Linked DNA regions of Mus musculus: all the other regions are linked to region 1. Evidence: chromatin loops called from intact Hi-C (ENCODE). Cell type or tissue: left cerebral cortex. All regions are shown on one strand.

The links. A loop is a pair of places that touch in the nucleus more often than their neighbours do. Peaks named below come from ENCODE experiments on the same cell type or tissue, not always from the same donor. Only the 100,000 strongest peaks of a DNase experiment are listed, where the experiment ranks them.
Region 2: a loop joins it to region 1, with 4 times the contacts of the local background. A loop is called at or near these places in 24 of 42 quality-filtered maps.
Region 3: it touches region 1 in a loop (5-fold over the local background); 2 of 42 quality-filtered maps call a loop at or near these places.

Annotation. Positions count from the first base shown.
Region 1 is chr16:55,968,170-55,970,669 of GRCm38, reverse strand. Rpl24 (ribosomal protein L24) reads right to left here. Exons shown (of 6, transcript NM_024218.4): 4 at 1,024-1,160; 5 at 495-558. Among named protein-coding and RNA genes, the nearest start is that of Rpl24, 3.1 kb to the right of the region's middle. In left cerebral cortex, a CTCF peak has its summit at 1,321; a DNase peak (open chromatin) is centred at 1,335.
Region 2 is chr16:56,076,092-56,078,591 of GRCm38, reverse strand. The region is part of intron 1 of Senp7 (SUMO1/sentrin specific peptidase 7); the gene reads right to left. Among named protein-coding and RNA genes, the nearest start is that of Senp7, 1.9 kb to the right of the region's middle. In left cerebral cortex, a CTCF peak has its summit at 1,021 (motif pointing right); no DNase peak of the experiment used is centred here; H3K4me3 peaks cover 816 bases; H3K27ac peaks cover 335 bases.
Region 3 is chr16:55,822,853-55,825,352 of GRCm38, reverse strand. It overlaps a transcript of Nfkbiz not described here. Among named protein-coding and RNA genes, the nearest start is that of Nfkbiz, 2.0 kb to the right of the region's middle. In left cerebral cortex, a CTCF peak has its summit at 1,393; no DNase peak of the experiment used is centred here; H3K4me3 peaks cover 5 bases.

The DNA.
Region 1 (2,500 bases):
GTGTAGCCCTGGCTGCCTTCCTTTGCTCCCAAGAGTGGTGGGTGAGTCACCACCGCCTAGCTCTGGCTTTACATTTGTAACTCCTAGAAAAGGCTGGGTACACTCACTCATCATGCAGTTGTACCAATACAATTACCTTAAAACAATGTCTAAAAACACAAAAGCCAAGCCGAGCGAGCACACAGGGATACACACTCTTAGTACTAGCTAGGCAGCAGGATTGTTCTTAAGTCTGGTTGATGGTTCCAAGCCAGCCTCTGTTATATCTCATTTCAGAAAAAGAAACCCACTTAAAAAAAAGGCAATGCTAGCTTTAATTTCCCCTCTCTAACACATCTAAAATTAAAGCTCAATAGAAACCAGAGATGCAACCATTCTATCTAGAAACTAGCTACAACCATTTCCAATAGAAACTTGAACCCACACTTTGCTAACCCTTGCCTTAAGGATAAAATTTCCTATTTTAAGAAACCCAAGAACATCCCCATAGTTACCTTGGCAGCAGCCATTGCTGTCTTCTTTGATGCCTGCTTAGCCTTTTTTGCTTCCTTGGCAGCCCTGTAGTGTCATATAAGTAACATTAAGCAAGACACTTTACTCTTTAAGAACACAACTTATTGATATGAAGCTAGAGTTTTAGACAAGTGGGATCATCATAAATTCTTTCTCCCTATCTACAAATAAAATCCAAAATCCAGTCAGGAACGATAGCACACGCCTACGATTATATAGATGGTGAAACCGTGGCAGTTACAACCCAATTCCAAAGACAACCAGGGCTTTACTGGGAGAGCTTGGCAAAGAACCCCACCAAAACAAACAAACAAAAAACAGATCCTAAGAATTGCTGATAAATTCCATTATCCAAGTCACCTAAACACAATAAATTGTACAGTAACTACTTAAGTTTAGCAATTTAGAGTATATGCTTGTATTATGCTTCTACCAACAGTGCCATGATGAGACTGGGTTTCTGTAAAGGCTGACCCACAGCTGAAAAGCTGACCGTAGAGCAATCCTTACCTGATAGCCTGCTCTCGCTGGGCTTTCCTAACCTCTGGTTTCTGATTCCTCTTGGCCATTATATCAGCAAGAGATGCACCAGTGATGGCTCGTTGGAATTTGACTGCACGGCGGGTTCTTTTCTTTTGAATTTCTTCCTACAAAGCAAAGACTATGATTTATTAACCTTACTCAATGAAGTAAAAATTAAAGTCAAAGAACTTTATTGAGAGGGAGGCGTTCTGGGACAAGTTTTCTCTTTTATAGTCCTGGAACTCTGTAGACCAGGCCTGACTCTGCTGCCCCCAAGTGCTGGGATTAGAGGTGTGCATGCAAGACCATGCCCAGCCCCTTGGGCAGACAGCTCTTAAATTTCATACTCAACAAGTTAATTCAGGCCAATTATATGAAATAAAAATAATCCAGGTTATGAGCTGTTTTAAGCTTGTATCACAAATAATGACCAGTTTTACTACTAAAAAGGGACAAAAATCTTGACCTTTCAAGCAGAATGGCTCACTTAGGGAGTTGGATGACACTTTAAAAATAATTTTAGGGCCGGGCGTGGTGGCACACGCCTTTAATCCCAGCACTTGGGAGGCAGAGGCAGGCGGTTTCTGAGTTCGAGGCCAGCCTGGTCTACAGAGTGAGTAACCTATGGTTGTCTCAACCCTTTGGGACTTAAAGAACGGTTTCACAGTGCTCTCCTAACACTATCAAACAATAGTCATTGGTTTAAAATAAGTTAATTGGCTTTGGGACCCTTCACTTGGGCCACATATCTTAATATCTGATATTTACATTACAATTCATAACAGAAGCAAAACTAGTTATTAAGTAACAATGGAACCACTTTATGGTTGAGGTGGAACATATGGGTCACAGCATTAGGAAAGCTGAGAACCATAGCTCTAACCTATTTCTTCAGTCTAATGCTGGCTGGTTTTCTCTCTTTGGAGGGGAAAATATCCCAATACATTATATTTATGGCTGAGTACCCCTAACCAAAAATTTGGGTCTTTGAGGAACAATCACAGCAAACTGAAAATTCCACATTTGGTTTCGTTAAAGGGGTTGCTGTCAAATATTGGGTCTGGGAATGTTGCTTTTTTAGAAAATAACTTTCAGGGTAGAAGAGAAATGGGGCTGCTTTTTAGATTTGGGTCCTGTCACCAAAATTTATTATATATATATATATATATATATATATATATATATATATATTTAATTTTAAGCATTCAACTGATTGTAACCACCTTTTTTGGAAATAGGATTGATTTTACTTTGTAGCCTTAGTTGGTGGCACACGCCTTTAATTCTGGTACTTGGGAGGCAGAGGCAGGCGATTTCTGAGTTTGAGGCCAGTCTGGTCTACAGAGTGAGTTCCAGGACAGCCAGGGCTACACAAGAAACCCTGTCTCATATGTATCAAAAGATGGCCTAGTCGGCCATCACTGCAAAGAGAGGCCCATTGGACTTGCAAACTTTATATGCCCCA
Region 2 (2,500 bases), 110 kb before region 1:
AGAGATTTACTCTAAAACAAAGTCAAGAAAACAACGGGGCCGGACAGTGGTGGCGCACGCCCTTAATCCCAGGATTTGGGAGGCAGAGGCAGGAGGATTTCTGAGTCCAAAGCCAGCCTGGTCTACAGAGTGAGTTCCAGGACAGCCAGGGCTACACAGAGAAACCCCATCTCAAATACCAAAAAAAAAAAAAAGAAAAGAAAAAAAAGAAAACAACTGGGTCATGCTAAAAGGAGGTGATATTACTATGCTACAAACTGTTTCCAGGGACAGGAGCCATGGCTCAGCAGTTAAGTACACTAACTGCTCATGCACAGGGCATAGGTTTGATTGCCAGCACCAACATGGCGGCTCACAACTATAGTCCAGTTCCAAAGGCTCTGATGTCCTCTCCTGATCACCACAAGCACCAGGAGCATGCATGGTTCACATGTGTGCATGCAGGAAAAATACTCATAGACATAAAATCAAATATATAAATCAAAACTAAAATATTTGAAGATGGGGATGGTGGCGCACTCCTTTATTCTGAGTGTCCAGGAGGCAAAGGCGGGCAGATCTCTGAGCGTGAGACCATCCTGTTCTGCAGAACAAGTGCCAGGACAGCATACTTCTGTTAATATCTATGTGAAAAGTCAAATATACTATTAAGTAATTTCCTTAATGTTCATATTACACAACTAGAAGCATACTGGGGGGAGCTAGAAAACTAGATTTCTGAATGGTTCTGATAACACATCCTCTGCAGAAAGGCCATTTCCAAAGGAGAGTCATGAAAAAAAAAAAATTCTCTACACGAACACCAACAATTTTTATGAATCCGGGGTCTTAATCTCAAAATTCACCCAAAAAGATCTTTCCCAGCGATATAGTTAACATAAATAACTGTGTGTTTTCAGACCAACCACTTTTTAACTCTCAAAGTTCCTTTTTTGTTTGTTTTTTGTTTTTAAAGATTTCTTTATTTGTTATATGAAAGTACACTGTAGCTGTTTTCAGACACCCCAGAAGAGGGCATCAGATTCCATTACAGGTGGTCGTGAGCCACCATGTGGTTGCTGGGAATTGAACTCAGGACCTTCAGATGAGCAGTCAGTGCTCTTAACCACTGAGCCATCTCTCCAGCCCTTCAAAAAAGCATATTTCTAAAAAGCATATCCATCAAATAAACTATAATAAGTGAATATAACCGGGTGAGGGGCACAGATTCTGCCAACGGATAGAAAAGGCTAATATCTTAATATAACACACTAACACGTATAAATGCACCAAGCTGAGATGGAACGTATTTATTAAGAAGGAACTGTGCATCTTAAACTGAGATTATGATCACACCTGAAGTTCTCCATCCAAAAACTCCCAAATGATACTAGATACTGCATTTTTCTAGTATGTCAATTTTACTTGACCCCAGGGAGCAGGAATATTAAAACAAAAACTCATCAGTAGAGACATGCATATAAAAACACCTTTATGTCTTGCATAAATATGATTTCAAAGGCAAAGAACAGCTAGTATCTTTAAAATACGCAGTGGGAAAAGGCTAGGCGTGGTAGCAACACACCTAAAATCCTAGCACGGGAAAAGTCTGACGCAGGAGACCCCTGAGCTCCAAGGCTGCAAGAGGACGACCATTCCTCAAAAAAAAAAAAAAAAAGACAAAAATATTGATAAAATTGATTGCATATGAAGAGATCTTGGGAGTTCAACTCTGTCAAACCGAGTCCTCAGAGATCTGTGCTCATAGCCTTAAGAGCTTTAGACACATTGCCACCGGGCATACCTAAATAGATTTGGAACTGCTGAGTCTAACTCTACCAAAATAAACCGTATAATGAGAAAGTTTACAATGGGTTGAGCTCAGTTGGTAGTGGTGCAAGCCTTTAACACCCCAGGACATGGGAGGCAAAAGCAGGCATATCTCTGAGTTGGGAGGCCAGCCAGGTCTACAAATTGAGTTCCAGGATAGCCAGGAGTACACAGAGAAACTCTGTCTCAAAAAAACAGAAAGAGGAAAAAGTGGGGGGGGGTCGCCTGTAACCCCACCATTCAGAAGAGGTAATCAGGGGGAATAGGAATATGACCCCATCTTGAGTTACACAGGGAGACCTTTTCTCAAAAACAGAAAAAGAAAAGAAAACAAAAACAACTCAATGAATTCATCGACACTGTTTTATGTACTAGACAGTGCATTTCTATGCACACGGGAGCTGACTCCAGGAATTAAGAGGTGCACTTAACAGATGAGATGGATAACAATAACTTGTCGACGGGGCGGAGCTCTATCTCAATTTTATACAAAACTTAAAAGAGGTTCTTGAGTTTCAAGTCTTAAAACAATTCCAAAAAATGGGCTGAGATAAAAAAACAAAAACAAAAACACAACAACAACAAAAAACCCGGCTTCAAATCCTTTGACTTTCGAATCACTTTTGGAAGATGCTGGAGGCTGGAAAAGAAAAACGCTATTAAACGAGCCTGTCGGACGAGAGGGACAGCA
Region 3 (2,500 bases), 150 kb after region 1:
ACCTCAAGGTACTGCACAAACATCTATGTATGTCTCTTCACACAGAAAATTAATGTGATATTAATGTAATATTTCAGGGATCAGTATGAATAAAATTTAGAATCATGATTCTGTCTAAGACGTCCTTGAGTGAAACATACGATTTTGTTCCCCTAGCCTTAAGTTAAGATTCAAAACGGTGAGTGTACATTTCAGATGTCTCAACGCCAGCTGCATCTGTAGTTACACACTCCTGTAATCTGCTGGACTGATATCAGGCGAGGGAGACCAAGTAGCAGGAGCAGTCTGTAGAACTGTCCTCTCAGGTGGAAGCAGAATTCTTCACAAGAGCTGCTTGCTGAGGTGCCCGGTCATTTGAAAGTGGCAGTGCAGTCATCCCCCCCCCCCCCATTTCCCTCCCCTTCCTGTCAGCAAATCAATGAGCAGCCATTCCTGCCTTCTTGCCTGCTTACTTCTGCCAATACAGTATAGTAGCTCACCCTCTTAGATACTGGTGTCTCCATTTCAAATAGGAAATGCTGTTCTAAACTATTTACGGTATTAAGAAAGTTCATTACATTTACACTTAAAGAATTCTGTTCCATTTTTAGAGCTCTGACAATGGTGTTACAACATTACCTGTACCATAAAACAGTTCAAACTGTTCAGCCGTATGAAACACAATAAAGTAAATTATTAACACCTGTACTGCCAGGGTGTCTTCAGGTCACTTTGGAAGAGATTTCTCCTTTCCACGAGTCACAGAGTTCTAGGATACATTATTTTCATCTTTTCCATTGTCCTTAGATGCAGACGGTGTGCATCTGAGCCTAAAAGGCCACAAGTCGTCTCATCTTTATCTTTAGAACAGCGTCAGACCCACGTTAGACAAATGAGGGTTTTAATCACTGTGACAGTTCACGTGTGTGTGGTGTGTGTGTGTAGTTTGCGAATGTGTGTAGAGAGGAGACAAAGATCTGAAAGGAGGGTAGAGAGAAGACGATGGAAGCAGAGGGTTAAAACGTGTGTTCTAGAAGGTTATCTAACTGGTGGGGACAGGGAGCAGCTAGTGGGGGAAGGAGATGAGTTGGGGAAGGAACAGATCATAATGACAAATACATATAAAAATGCCACAGTGGCACGCATTGGTTTTGGTATGCTAACTTAAAAGTTAATCACACAGAAAAGGAGGCAACTTTATTCAAGAGCCCTTAATTGGGCCATTGAAACAGTGGGGGGTGGGAAGAACTGCAGGATGTCTGCTAGCGGCCCTCGTGGGCCAGGCAGTCTGCTTCTAGTATAAGCCAGAAAAGAAGTGTTTGTACTAGTCACCTATGACCTTCAGGCGAAGGAAGGGCTGTATTTACACCAATCACAACAGTGTTCCATCTGCAGCAGTTGCAGCAGTCTCTCCTAGACTACCACCAGGGGACAGGCCTTCAATCTGGCCGGAGTGGGAAGGGTTCCTGGGTGGGGGTGGGGGTGGGGGAGAAGTGTGGCTCTGAGGCTGCATCTTCAGAAGCTGGAGTAGTGTTTTAGAAGCTACAGCCGCCATGTAGCTCTCTGGAGTGTTGAATGTGGTTTGACAGTTCTTTTCTCTCAAGGCTGCCTGCGCACAGAACAAGAGCCTAACAGCTAACAATTAGGGGAATCAAATCCCCTCACCTCCCCATATTTGTTTATTTCCAGAAAACAAGCAGCTGTGCGAACGGCAAGGCGTCATTGATATTAATTTTAGCTGTGCTTTTAGTCATGCTCCACACCTGCCTAGCCCTGTAGCACCTGTGGGCTGCCTGCTGCTTACCCCCGTCAGCAATGCTAGATTTGTGGATTCTGCCTAGCAGAGCCATTTACTTACGTAATGATCTAGTTATTTCTACTTACCTCTTTGCCACTATCTCTTCTTCTAGGTCACTTTTTTTTTCCTTCTTCTTAGGCCACTAGGACTCCCCTCAGTCTCATCTTCTCTAAAACTGTTTCATTTCTGCCAGCTTCAGATTCCCTCACGTTAAAGTTCTAGTAACTTCGCTGGTCCCTGTAGGTGCTCCGCTCAGGTTACCTTTCACATTTATGCTATTTTCCCTTTGGCAGTCCTAAAAGGCACTGCGGATTCTTCCCTGACTCCTGGCCTTAATTCTTGGCAGATGATTTTCCTGCAAACGCTTTAGGGCCATCCTTTAGGGCTCATCTCATTCTTTGCGAAGACTTCCCCCTTCTCCCCCTCTCCACAAGAAAGTCTCTTTTTAGGCTGTTCACTGAACTTTGTACCTCTCACGATGTTTAATCATAGTCAGTTTCTTTTCATCGGTGTGTGTATACCTTATCCCCACGTGTTAAGATGTTACTTGAAAATTTAGACTTAATCATTCATTCTTTCTCTCCCTTAAAAATAAACTTCCCTTGACGGTTCGCTAGTTGGATTTGCGGCGGAAGTATAAACATTGAAAAAAGTATTCAAGGTAGAGGCATCAAAATCCCTGTGTTTATCAGGACTAGGTCAAGTTGTGCAGAATAAAACGTT